2 separate regions of the Homo sapiens genome follow, and region 2 is linked to region 1. The links are chromatin loops, found by intact Hi-C in ENCODE. Cell type or tissue: PC-3. All regions are shown on one strand. Links, peaks and the distances in the headings refer to the core of each region. The heading gives the core; the rest is flanking DNA.

What was found. A loop is a pair of places that touch in the nucleus more often than their neighbours do. Peaks named below come from ENCODE experiments on the same cell type or tissue, not always from the same donor. Only the 100,000 strongest peaks of a DNase experiment are listed, where the experiment ranks them.
Region 2: a loop joins it to region 1, with 5 times the contacts of the local background. A loop is called at or near these places in 1 of 110 quality-filtered maps.

Annotation. Positions count from the first base shown.
Region 1 is chr1:85,760,713-85,766,131 of GRCh38, forward strand. COL24A1 (collagen type XXIV alpha 1 chain) reads right to left here. Exons shown (of 60, transcript NM_152890.7): 54 at 819-854; 55 at 684-710. Among named protein-coding and RNA genes, the nearest start is that of ZNHIT6, 55 kb to the left of the region's middle. In PC-3, for the core only: no CTCF peak of the experiment used is centred there; a DNase peak (open chromatin) is centred at 2,319; H3K27ac peaks cover 1,883 bases.
Region 2 is chr1:85,816,055-85,821,473 of GRCh38, forward strand. It overlaps COL24A1 (collagen type XXIV alpha 1 chain), which reads right to left. Exons shown (of 60, transcript NM_152890.7): 46 at 1,980-2,033; 47 at 734-841. Among named protein-coding and RNA genes, the nearest start is that of ZNHIT6, 110 kb to the left of the region's middle. In PC-3, for the core only: no CTCF peak of the experiment used is centred there; a DNase peak (open chromatin) is centred at 2,507; H3K4me3 peaks cover 1,181 bases; H3K27ac peaks cover 2,363 bases.

The DNA.
Region 1 (5,419 bases), core at 485-4,484:
TGTATTTGACCAGGAGGCTGGAGGAGTGGGGTGTGGGTGAGGTTGCAGATGGAGAGAGACCTTTCATAGGGAGCAGAAAGACAAACAGACTGCGGAATATGAGAGTGGATACAAAGCATAAGGAAAATCAAACTTAGAATATCAGAGGGCATGAGAATAGCAGAAGCAACATAAACATTGCCTCAGAGATAAGGGTAGCAAGTTTTGGGTCATAGTAGTTAGATAATAAGCAAACATAAGAGAAGTCTGATGGCTTCCAGAGTTACCAGCAACTGAGAAAGATTTGATTTACTTCATGTAAATCAAAGAAGTGGATAACCCTGGCTGGCAAAAAGAGAACATTTAAAAAAGGAGAGTGAAGATGTAGAATTAGGAAGAAATGGAGATAATTAGTTTTTCAAGTGCTTATTATGTATTATACAATGTGCTGCATGCTTTACTTCTTACTCAACACTTGAAACCACCCAAGAAAGCAGGAGATACCATCTCCATTTTATAAATAAGAAGTCTGAGGCTTGGATTTCATGTTTGTGTAGCTGGGCCAGCCCTGTATCAGGTTAGCAAAAAAGAACAGAGGTATCCAAAAGGGATACCTTTTAATAGAGAGTTAACAGAAGGATATTTAAAAAGTTAATATGACATACTAAGATAAAACAAAACAAAATCAAACCAAGCAAACTTACTCTTGGGCCTGGTGCTCCAGGTGGACCCTAGAACACAGCAAATTAAAAAAAATACACATTTATTTAGTAGACATCTTAAACCAGGCAAACATATAAGCATCAATGGTAAACAGATATAAATGAAAACCAACTCACTGGAGGCCCTGGTTGACCTCTTGGTCCTTGAGGACCCTGGAAGAAATGGAGACAAACACAAGACCTATATATTATACTTTTGGTTGGGTATAAGCAAGATAACTAATATTCAACCTCTGTAACTGCCTTTCGTGCCAGGCAAGTCATACAATTTAAAATTGTTTTAGTATTCTAAAGTTATATGCTGTGGTACTTAGCAATCATCCATATTCATAAACAAGCTGGATATTTATTTTCCTGTTTATCGATATTATTAGAAACTGAATTTACTCATTTTAATAAACTATTATAAATGTAACATTTTAAAATATTAGTATTGTCTAAAGATGTTTTTCCTGTTATTTCTAACTACCATCCACCTAATCATCAAATATAGAAACTTCGGTGTTCTTAGACACATTAATTTCCTTTATCTACCTGTAAACTGGTTACTAACTCCTGTTGAGTTCACCTGAAAATCTCTCCAAAATAATACTTCTCCATTTTTATTGATAATTAAATGAATGAATGATGTTAAAATTAATTAGTATTAATTTAGAAATTAGAAAAGTGAAAAGGTGTATCGCAAAATGTCAAAAGTTATGTTGACATTTTTCAAAGCGAAGCAATAATTACTGTTAAAAATGCTCAAAGGCCCTGTACATCTGTTCAAAAGTAACTTAGATGTTCAGCTAAATGTTAAGACTATATTGAGTCAACTCCAATTACGGTTAAAAGATGGCAAAGCAACACTTATCTTCAGCTAAGTTTTGGATAATGTTGACACCATGCTTGACTTAGTATTAAGCATCTTGTATTGCCAAAGCTGTTAATCCTAAATATACTGTGATAGCTAGAACAAACAATACATAGTAACTTGAAAAGATCAGAGTACTCCAACACTGTGCCTGCTAGACATGTCTCAGTTTATCTGGTTTATGATTACAAGTTTAAGCAGAGAATGTACAAAACTTGTACATAATTAAATGAATGAATGATGTTAAAATTAATACCAGTTAATTTTAATACTAGTCAAAATTAATACTAGTTAATACTAGTTAATTTTAACATCATCCATTCATTTAATTATCAACCAATGCATATATCTCAGAAGCTGCAGGGTAGCTGACAGAAATGTCACATTGGAGATAGCCTTTTAAATATACAGAAGCTCAAAGTGAAATTGGTTATGTCCGCTTCTCCATTTTGGATCAACAATGTAAAAATAATAAACAGTTGCAATAGTCCATTCCACTTAGCAAGTTTTTGACATTTGGAAAATATCACTGATGGTTCAGTACAAAATACATATGTTACCTTTGACTTCAAAAGAGGAATTTATCATAGAAAAATAAGAAACAATTTCTACTGCTGATTTTATAAAGTTCACTTCAGCTTATTATTCAGAACAAGTCAGATCACAAATATGATCAAACAAAATACTTCAAACCCACCAGGATAGGGCAGGGCAACTCCAATGTAACCACATAGAATAGGGAAAGTAGCCAAGTTAAAAAAATATGATTCCAACAATATAACATTTTATTAGTTCTTTTTTATTACTCTAGCTAATACACCATTAAGGTGAAGTGATTCACTGTCTATTCTATATAAAGCTGTTTATAGGCCAGGCATGGTGGCTCACACCTGTAATTCCAGTACTTTGGGAGGTCAAGGCCAGCGGATTGCCTGAGCTCAGGAGTTTGAGACCAGCCTGGGCAACATAGTGAAACCCCATCTCTACTAAAATACAAAAAAATTAGCCGGGTATGGTGGTGCACTCCTGTAGTCCTAGCTACTCGGGAGGCTGAGGCACAAGAATTGCTTGAACCCGGGAAGCAGAGGTTGGAGTGAACCAAGATCACGCCACTGCACTCCAGCCTGGGTGACAGAGTGAGACTCTGTCTCCAAAAAATAAAATTAAGTAAGTAAAGTAGTTTATAACAACACCATGATTGTCTCTGTTAATTTTCTTTTACTTTCTTTTTTTTTTTTTTTTTGAGACGTAGTTTCGCTCTGTTTCCCAGGCTGGAGTGCAGTGGTGCGATCTCGGCTCACTGCAATCTCTGCCTCCCAGGTTCAAGTCATTCTCCTGCCTCAGCCTTCCGAGTAGCTGGGACTACAGGCGTGCGCCACCACTCCTGGCTAATTTTTTTTGTATTTTTAGTAGACATGGGGTTTCATCATGTTGGCCAGGCTGGTCTCAAACTCCTGGCCTCAAGTGATCCACCTGCGTTGGCCTCCCAAAGTGCTGGGATTACAGGCATGAGCCACTGTGCCTGGCCGTCTATGTTAATTTTCTAAAGGGGAACCAAATTACTCTGAATGGTTATGGTGGTTATTTGGCTATAGTAAAAACACTTCCTATGAAAACAAGATTCTCTTTTCACTTTATCCCAGAATTTACATACGATCCTCCAAAAGTAACATATTTTATCAGTATACTTTAAAAATACGTGTAAGTGCATATCCTTAAACTTGAGTATGTTAGTCTTCCTTTTTGTAAATTCTTTTATTTCATTTCCTAATGTCATTTCCTTTATGTCATTTCCCTTATGTAAATGCAATCTTGATTTAGCTTCATGATCTTTATTTTAGGCTGGCTCAGTTGCACAGAGCTTCCTTTTCTCATTTATAAACTGAGGAGCTTCCATTGTAGGATGTTTAGCAGCATCCCTAGCTTCTACCCACTAGATGCCACTGACATCTCATTCTTTTCCCCCAATTGTCTCCTAGGGTGGTAGGGGGACAAATGGCTCCTGGTTGAGATTCATTGGTTTGAAAGGAGAATTTAGTAATATTAAATAAGATTAACTAGATAGTAATGTAATTAGAATGGAATGAGTGAGCACCACAAGTCATAGGGCGTGACTGCAAATAAGAACATAAACTCTTCAAGTTGTCATGCGGGTGACAGCTGGGCTACTCTTGATCTAGGTGGAGGATACACACACACACACACACACACACACACACACACACACACACACACACACCATATTCCTTACCAAGACCTCCTAACCCTCTTTTTCTGAAAGGCACTATAATTTATAGAAAAACACAATCATATAGGAATTGGGAATCTGGGCTCTGGTTTTGTCTTTGTAACTTAATTTGCTATATGGTCTTAAGTGAACTGCTGCACATTTGGACCTCAGATATCTAAATTGTAATATAATAGGTCTAGTGAAGATAATCTCCAAGGTTCACTTTAGAATTATGATTTTCAAGACTTTTATCAATTTTCTTCCTGATGTGTGTTTTTTTAATTTTTAAATTTTCTTTAAAGACGGGAGTCTTGCTATGCTACCCAAGCTGGCTTTGAACTCCTGGGCTCAAGCAATTCTTCTGCTTTAGGATCCCTGAGTAGCTGGTACCACAGGCATGTGCTTCTGCATGACCTACCTCATGTTTTTTATCTGGATAAAGAAGGTGTACACAAGCATACAGATTGGGAATTTAAAATTTAAAGTCTGTACAAATGTAATGGTAAGTGTTCTTGAATTTAAAAAGTTTGATACTTTTAAATGAATGATTTATACTATTTATGAATTTTAAAAAGAAATACATACATATATATGCTTTAAATGCTTACTGTGTTAATATTTAGGACCTATTTCCCATATCCTAGTTTTTCCTTCTAATGCAGAAACCATCCTTCTCACTTTCAAATTGGAGGCAAATAAGACAACTGCTAATCAAGAACTGTGAAGACATATTAACTTAGAGATAATATTAGAGAAAATGTCAATGGGATGTTTCAATATTTTATGATTTCATTAAATAGTATATTATAAATATGAAGCAGCTAATCTGAAAATTCATGCTGAGATTGTTCTCTGTTTTTTTTTATTATTTCTATAGCTGTAAGTTATATGATTCAAGTTGTTACATTTTGTCAAAATTATTTTCAGGTCAGGTATAGTGACTCATGCCTGTAATTCTGGGGCTTTGGGAGGCAGAGGCCAGAAGAATCACGTGGGGCCAGGGTTCGAGGCCAGCCTGGGCAACACTGGGAGACACTGTCTCTACCGAAAAAAAAAAAATCATTAAATAAATAAATAAATAAATAAATAAATAAATTAGCCAAGTGCAATGACACGCACCTGTAGTCCTAGCTATTTGAGAGGCTGAGGTGGGAGGATTGCCTGAGCCCAGGAGTTCGAGGCTCCAGTGAGCTATGGCTGCACCACTGCATGCCAGCCTGGGTGACAGAGCAAGACTCTGTCAAGAAAGAAAAAAAATCCTTTGCCGATATCTGACACTAGGATATCATTTCTGCTATAAGTTAAAATTTTACTTAGAATTTTACTTAAGTTAAATTTTTACTAATTGTATCCCATTATTTCCAGCAGTCGTCTTTGCATTACTTACTCTGAAATTTACTCAGTTGTGTTTTAAGTGTTTCAGGTCTCATAGAAAGTAGGAAATTTTGTAAACTTTCAGGATTTATTTGGCAGTAACACAACAGTTTTGAAGTAGAGGAAGAGTAGAGAATTCTACATGTTATCTGCTAGGTTTCCTTAGGATGCCATAAAACTCTGGCTCTGTTTAGAATATATATATATGAATAGGACTGGGTGCGGTGGCTTATGCCTCTAATCCCAGCACTTTGGGAGGCT
Region 2 (5,419 bases), core at 701-4,700, 56 kb after region 1:
GACTTTTCCTCACCAAGGCTGATTTGGCTACTACCCCTGGTGACTGCCAAACCTGCCAAAAGTAGAGGCCAACACTGAGCTACTAACACAGCAATGCTCCTTAGGGGATTAGTTCGAGCTAGCTGTGATTGTCCTCACAGGGGTAGACACATATTATAGACATGGATTTGCTATTCTACCAAAAGTTCTTCTGGTAGTTAAAATGTAGTTAATATATAGCATGAAGAATTACACATCAGAAGAGAGACAGCTGATGGACCTATTGCAATGAATGAATTAGATGAACACAGAGAAAATATTCACACAATTCTTGTAAAATACTGAGGCTATAAAAGTAAAGGGAAAATGATTTTTCACAGAACCTACCTTGAGTTACTGCCAAGACCTAAATGTTCCAAAGGTGGCTTAAAACATTTGATGAACTCAAAGTACAGCCAGGTTGTGTAGTCCTTAAGCTTTTGCTTCTTTATAGGTCTTCTTTAACAGATTTTATATTTTTAAAATGGCATGAATTATTAACACTATGAGTTATTAGATATAAAATACTGAAGAGAATGTACCTATTGACAGTTCCTGGAAATCCTAAATACAACTGCATAATAGCTATTAGAGAAATGAACTGGCTTAATCTGAGCCAATGCCAAAGCTAAAATAGATAGCCAAAATATCTATGGTCTAGCAAGGAGACACATGCATAGGAAATAATGAGCAAAGAGATATCCGTACTACTCACAGGAAGTCCCTGTTTTCCTGGTGGCCCAATTTTTCCAGGGTTTCCTGAAATGCCATCTGCTCCATGGTATCCTTGTATGCCTTTTGGCCCAAGTAGGCCTTGAAGTCCCTTGATAATTAAAAATTATTTGGATTGTAGAGATGCTGAAAAGATGTTAAGATGACAAATACTTTTTTATTTATTGAGCTGGAGAAGTTTACATTTTTATATTTTGTTCTAGGACAAATTTTCCTGTTTCCTGGATTCCTTAATGATTTACTATTTGGATTCAACAGATAACTTTAAAAGTTTAAAAGCCTTTAAAAGTTCCCCAAACAAAAATGCCAAGCTGATCAGCAATTTACTGTGTAACTTTTGCGCCTTAGTGTAATTCTCTGGTGTTTCTTATTGTGTCAACCAATATTTTATATAATTGTGGAGAAAAGATCAGCTATATGCACCTGTCAGCTTAGGATAGAGGTTATCATTTCCCATCTGCCAAACCTTGTATTGTGTTATTTTCCCAAGAAATAAATTATGGCTATTCAGCTGCCACTTTGAATCAGATAATTATATGACTGAAGTAAGGTCTGAACATTTTGTTTCTACACTTGGGCAACTAAATTTCATATGCAAGGATCTCTGATCTGAATGTGCTTATAATTTACATTCATTTTCTCTATTTTTTTTTCAAGCCAATACAAGTCACCCAAAGCAGGCATCTAATCCTTGGCTAGGGGACACCAGTAAAGTCTTTGCTAAAGAGCCAGTCAACACTTATCTGCCTGGCCAGGAGAGGAAACTGATGGTGAGGTAAAAGTTAATCTTTGTGATGAAAAGATTAAATTTTTTTTCCTAAGACTTTTTATTTGTCTAGAGAATGAGAGGCTGAGTCCTCTAAAATCTAGCTCATGTCATTTTAATTATGCTTGAATATCTCTGGCCTTTGTCACCATTCATTTTGTTACGATTCTAAGTTCTCTGTTTTTCAGTGGTTCACCGTCAGAAGCATGAGTCCACCGGGAGGGCTTCATAACCAGGAAAATAGCATCCTTCAACTGCAGGGACTTATATTTAAACAGCAAGTTTGGTTTTGAGTTAATGGTCATATTTTGTTCCCTCTGTGTTCCAGCATGGGTTTAATTTTTTTAAAAGACAATCTGATTTATCCAACATGATGACACAATTGGCCCCAAACTTTTCTGCTTGCTAAAGTTGCCAGTTCCATTTAGAAAAGCAAGAAAGATGAAAGAGGCCTGTTACTTACAGGAATCCCAGGTTTCCCAGAAGGACCAGGAGCTCCTTTTTTCCCCTTATTACCCTAAAGATGGAAAGCACAGTTGTCAATTGACTGTAATAATCTTACTTAAACTGAAGCCATAGAAAAGGACACTGAGACCTGGACGCTGCAGCAAGAACTAGCACGAACTAGTTGTATATCATTAGGATTGCCATTTAATTTTCCTGGGAGTCAGCTTCTTCATCTGAAAATGAGAAACTTTGACAAGATCATCTAGTAATTTCCTTGTAGCTCTCAATTATATGATTTAAGAATTTAAACTGTACTTCTAAAAGGGACCTGAATAGATTATTTAATAAATGTCCCTACTTTCAGGAAGGGCCTTGATCTCCTTTTGAAAATGCTACATATTTACTTAATTCAGTAAACATTTATTGAGTATCATGTATCAGGGACTCTGTCATGCGCTTGGAAGGCAAAGGCAAAGTTCCTCCTTACAAGGCACTTACAGTGTGGTAAGAAGAACATGAACTGATAGCCTAAAATGTGCTTTTCTGGAAGAATAGAGAAGAGCATACTTGTGATTCAAGGAAAAGATATTTATTTCCCACGGAACTGTTTGTTTTTCCATGTGTGAGATGTTTTAAATCATAATTGATTCAGCAGTAATGGGTCTGCCAGGATAGTTAGGAACTTTGCTCTTGCAAATCATGCCATTGTTCTGATGACATTCTAAAAGTATTTAAAGAAGAAAATGTGGAAAAGGTGACTTGGTTCACAAATAAGAAAAGGAATCATGTTGTCATTACCAGACACATTTCTCAGAAATCATCAGAAGTTCTCACAAACAGGATAATCCCACTAAAATGGGATGTTAAATCATTCAATTTTGAAGACAAATTGTGCTAAAGATTCAGTTTAATAATAACAACAAAGAAACAACTTCAAAAGATGTTACTTTTTTGACAACCAGCTTAAACATTTTATGAAGAAATAGTATATGTTGTCACAGAGAAAAAGAGCATCTTCTCTAAGAGATAAAAATCCAACTTTTGCAGGATTTGACAATGGGGAGATATAAGGATCATGGGTTGTACTTCCAACTTTGAAAACTATTGTACTTGTCTTAGAAGTCACTAATGCAAAATGTTTCTAAAGATGAGGAAACCAGAAAATGGGATAGTTAGTGACCTGGGTTTAATTAAAGTATACACATTTCTAGAGCATATGATCCCTATAAGTAAAATATGTTTTTCCTAACACAATAAAAAAGCAAAATAAACAAAGACTATTTTAAATAGTGGAAAAAAGTTGTGATTTCAGTCATCTTGAAATACTTATTAAATAGCATATGAATCATAATATGCAATTATGTTAATCAGTGTGTTTTTTCCTTTACAGTATTTCTTTTTATGCAACGAGATATATCTGTTCTATACTTTTGATTTTTCAAAATAGACTTTTCCTTGGCTTTTGAATTTTAAAATAGTCCAATGAAACTCATGGTGGGGGTAACAGTTTGAAAAAAATATGTTTTCAGTTTCAAAATCATGTTTTTTAAACACAAAAGCCTGACTCTTAAATATTAAAAGTCTATCTTTGAGTTAAAAACCAAGGTTTGTTATAAAGGACTCAAGTCATAAAATTTATGCTATAAAGAACAGATTTAAAATAATAATAATAATGTAACAAAGAGTTTTTCCCATGAAAGGGGATAAAGATCCTCAAGCTGGGGAAAGGGAAAAGAAGAAGAAAAAGAGAAGCGGGACTGTTAGACACTGACGGCAATCTCTGAAAAGAGCCCCTTGCCCCTCATCCTACCCTTGAGTCTTTCTCTTTTCCTTTTTTTTTTTTTTTTTGAGACAGAGTCTCACTCTGTCACCCAGGTTGGAGTACAGTGTCATGATCTCGGCTCATGGCAACCTCCACCTGCCAGGTTGAAGTGATTCTCCTGCCTCAGCCTCCCAAGTAGCTGGGATCACAGGCATGCACCACCACACCCAGCTAATCTTTGTATTTTTAGTAGAGACGGAGTTTCACCATGTTGGCCAGGCTGGTCTTGAACTCCTGACCTCAGGTGATCTGCCCTCCTCGGCCTCCCAAAGTGCTGGAATTACAGGCATGAGCCACCATGCCTGGCCTGCCCTTGAGTCTTTCTTAGGGTGGATAGAAACACTAATGCTCCCAGATAAGTTTGGGGATCTGGGCACAAAGATGATGCCTAGGGAGACTAAAGTCCTCATTGAGAAGTCCACATAAAGTACATAGAGTAAAAATCTCTGCATGACATGTCTAGGACAGTGGGATTAAGAATGTCTTTCTGAGTCCTCCAAGTACCCTGTATGGTGTGGGGAGCAGAGAATGTTATTTATATGTGGCCAAGAACAGAAGAAGATGGCCCTGAGAGGCCTGAGGAGGTCTTGTACCTGAGATGAGCAAATAGCTGCACATGCCAGCATAGGTCAAAATACTTCTGGCAGGAGGGCCAAGGTAGATGCCAATACGGTGAGACAATAGCAACTGTGGGCCAAAAGTGATGATGTGCATTTCAGGGGACACTAGTGTGAACAGATGATGACTGAAGACTAAACTTATTTTCCACCTGCCTTCCCTACCATCTGTAACTCCAAATTTGAAAAGAGTGAGTGGGGAAAACTCTAAATCAAATGTAGGATATTTGAGTGAATGGGGTTAAAGGCAGTCAATGGATTAGATTTACAGTACATATAAAATTGTGCTTTCTTTTTGCCTGGCCAGCACTGAAAAATAGGTAGAGTGGCCCATTTGAAATCAGATCCATTTTGAAAGGCTTCTGTTCATTGGGACTGTGCTGGTTCACAGACTACTAGAGAAAGCAGTCTGATTCTTTTGATAAGGGAAATATTTTTTAATATGCAACGTTAATACAAACGCTTGTTTTTTGTTTGTTTAAATGAGGCTGAAGGACAGTTATCTAGATACTTCACTAGTTCTAACACTCTTTAAGAAGGCAGCTTTATAAAGCAAAAATAGATTTAGAGAGTTAAGCAAAAATTATTCTTTCTTTTTTCACCAAGAAATTTCAATTCATTGAAATCTGGAATTTTGTTTTGGGAGAACAAATATTTTGGCTTGAGTCTTGGTCTTTGAGAGTCATTATAGGACAGTTCACTCACATTTGCATTACAAAAGTCTTTTAAAAAATGTTGGTTCTGCAATTGGTTTTGACTTGCTCTAAATTTTTCTTTATAGCTGCCCACAGTCTTATGCCCAATGAATGAATTGGTTGGTTAGGTTAAATTAATCATATTTTACTTAATTTTTAAAAGATTACAAGTAATAGGCTTCTTCATAATAACAGGAGCTAGGAAATAAAGTTTCTAGTGTTGTTTCTGTTGCTAATTAGTTCTGTGATTTTAGGTAACTCATAATCTCTCTGGGATTTTAATTTCTTCATTTGAAAATTAAGAGGGTTATCCAGATAATTT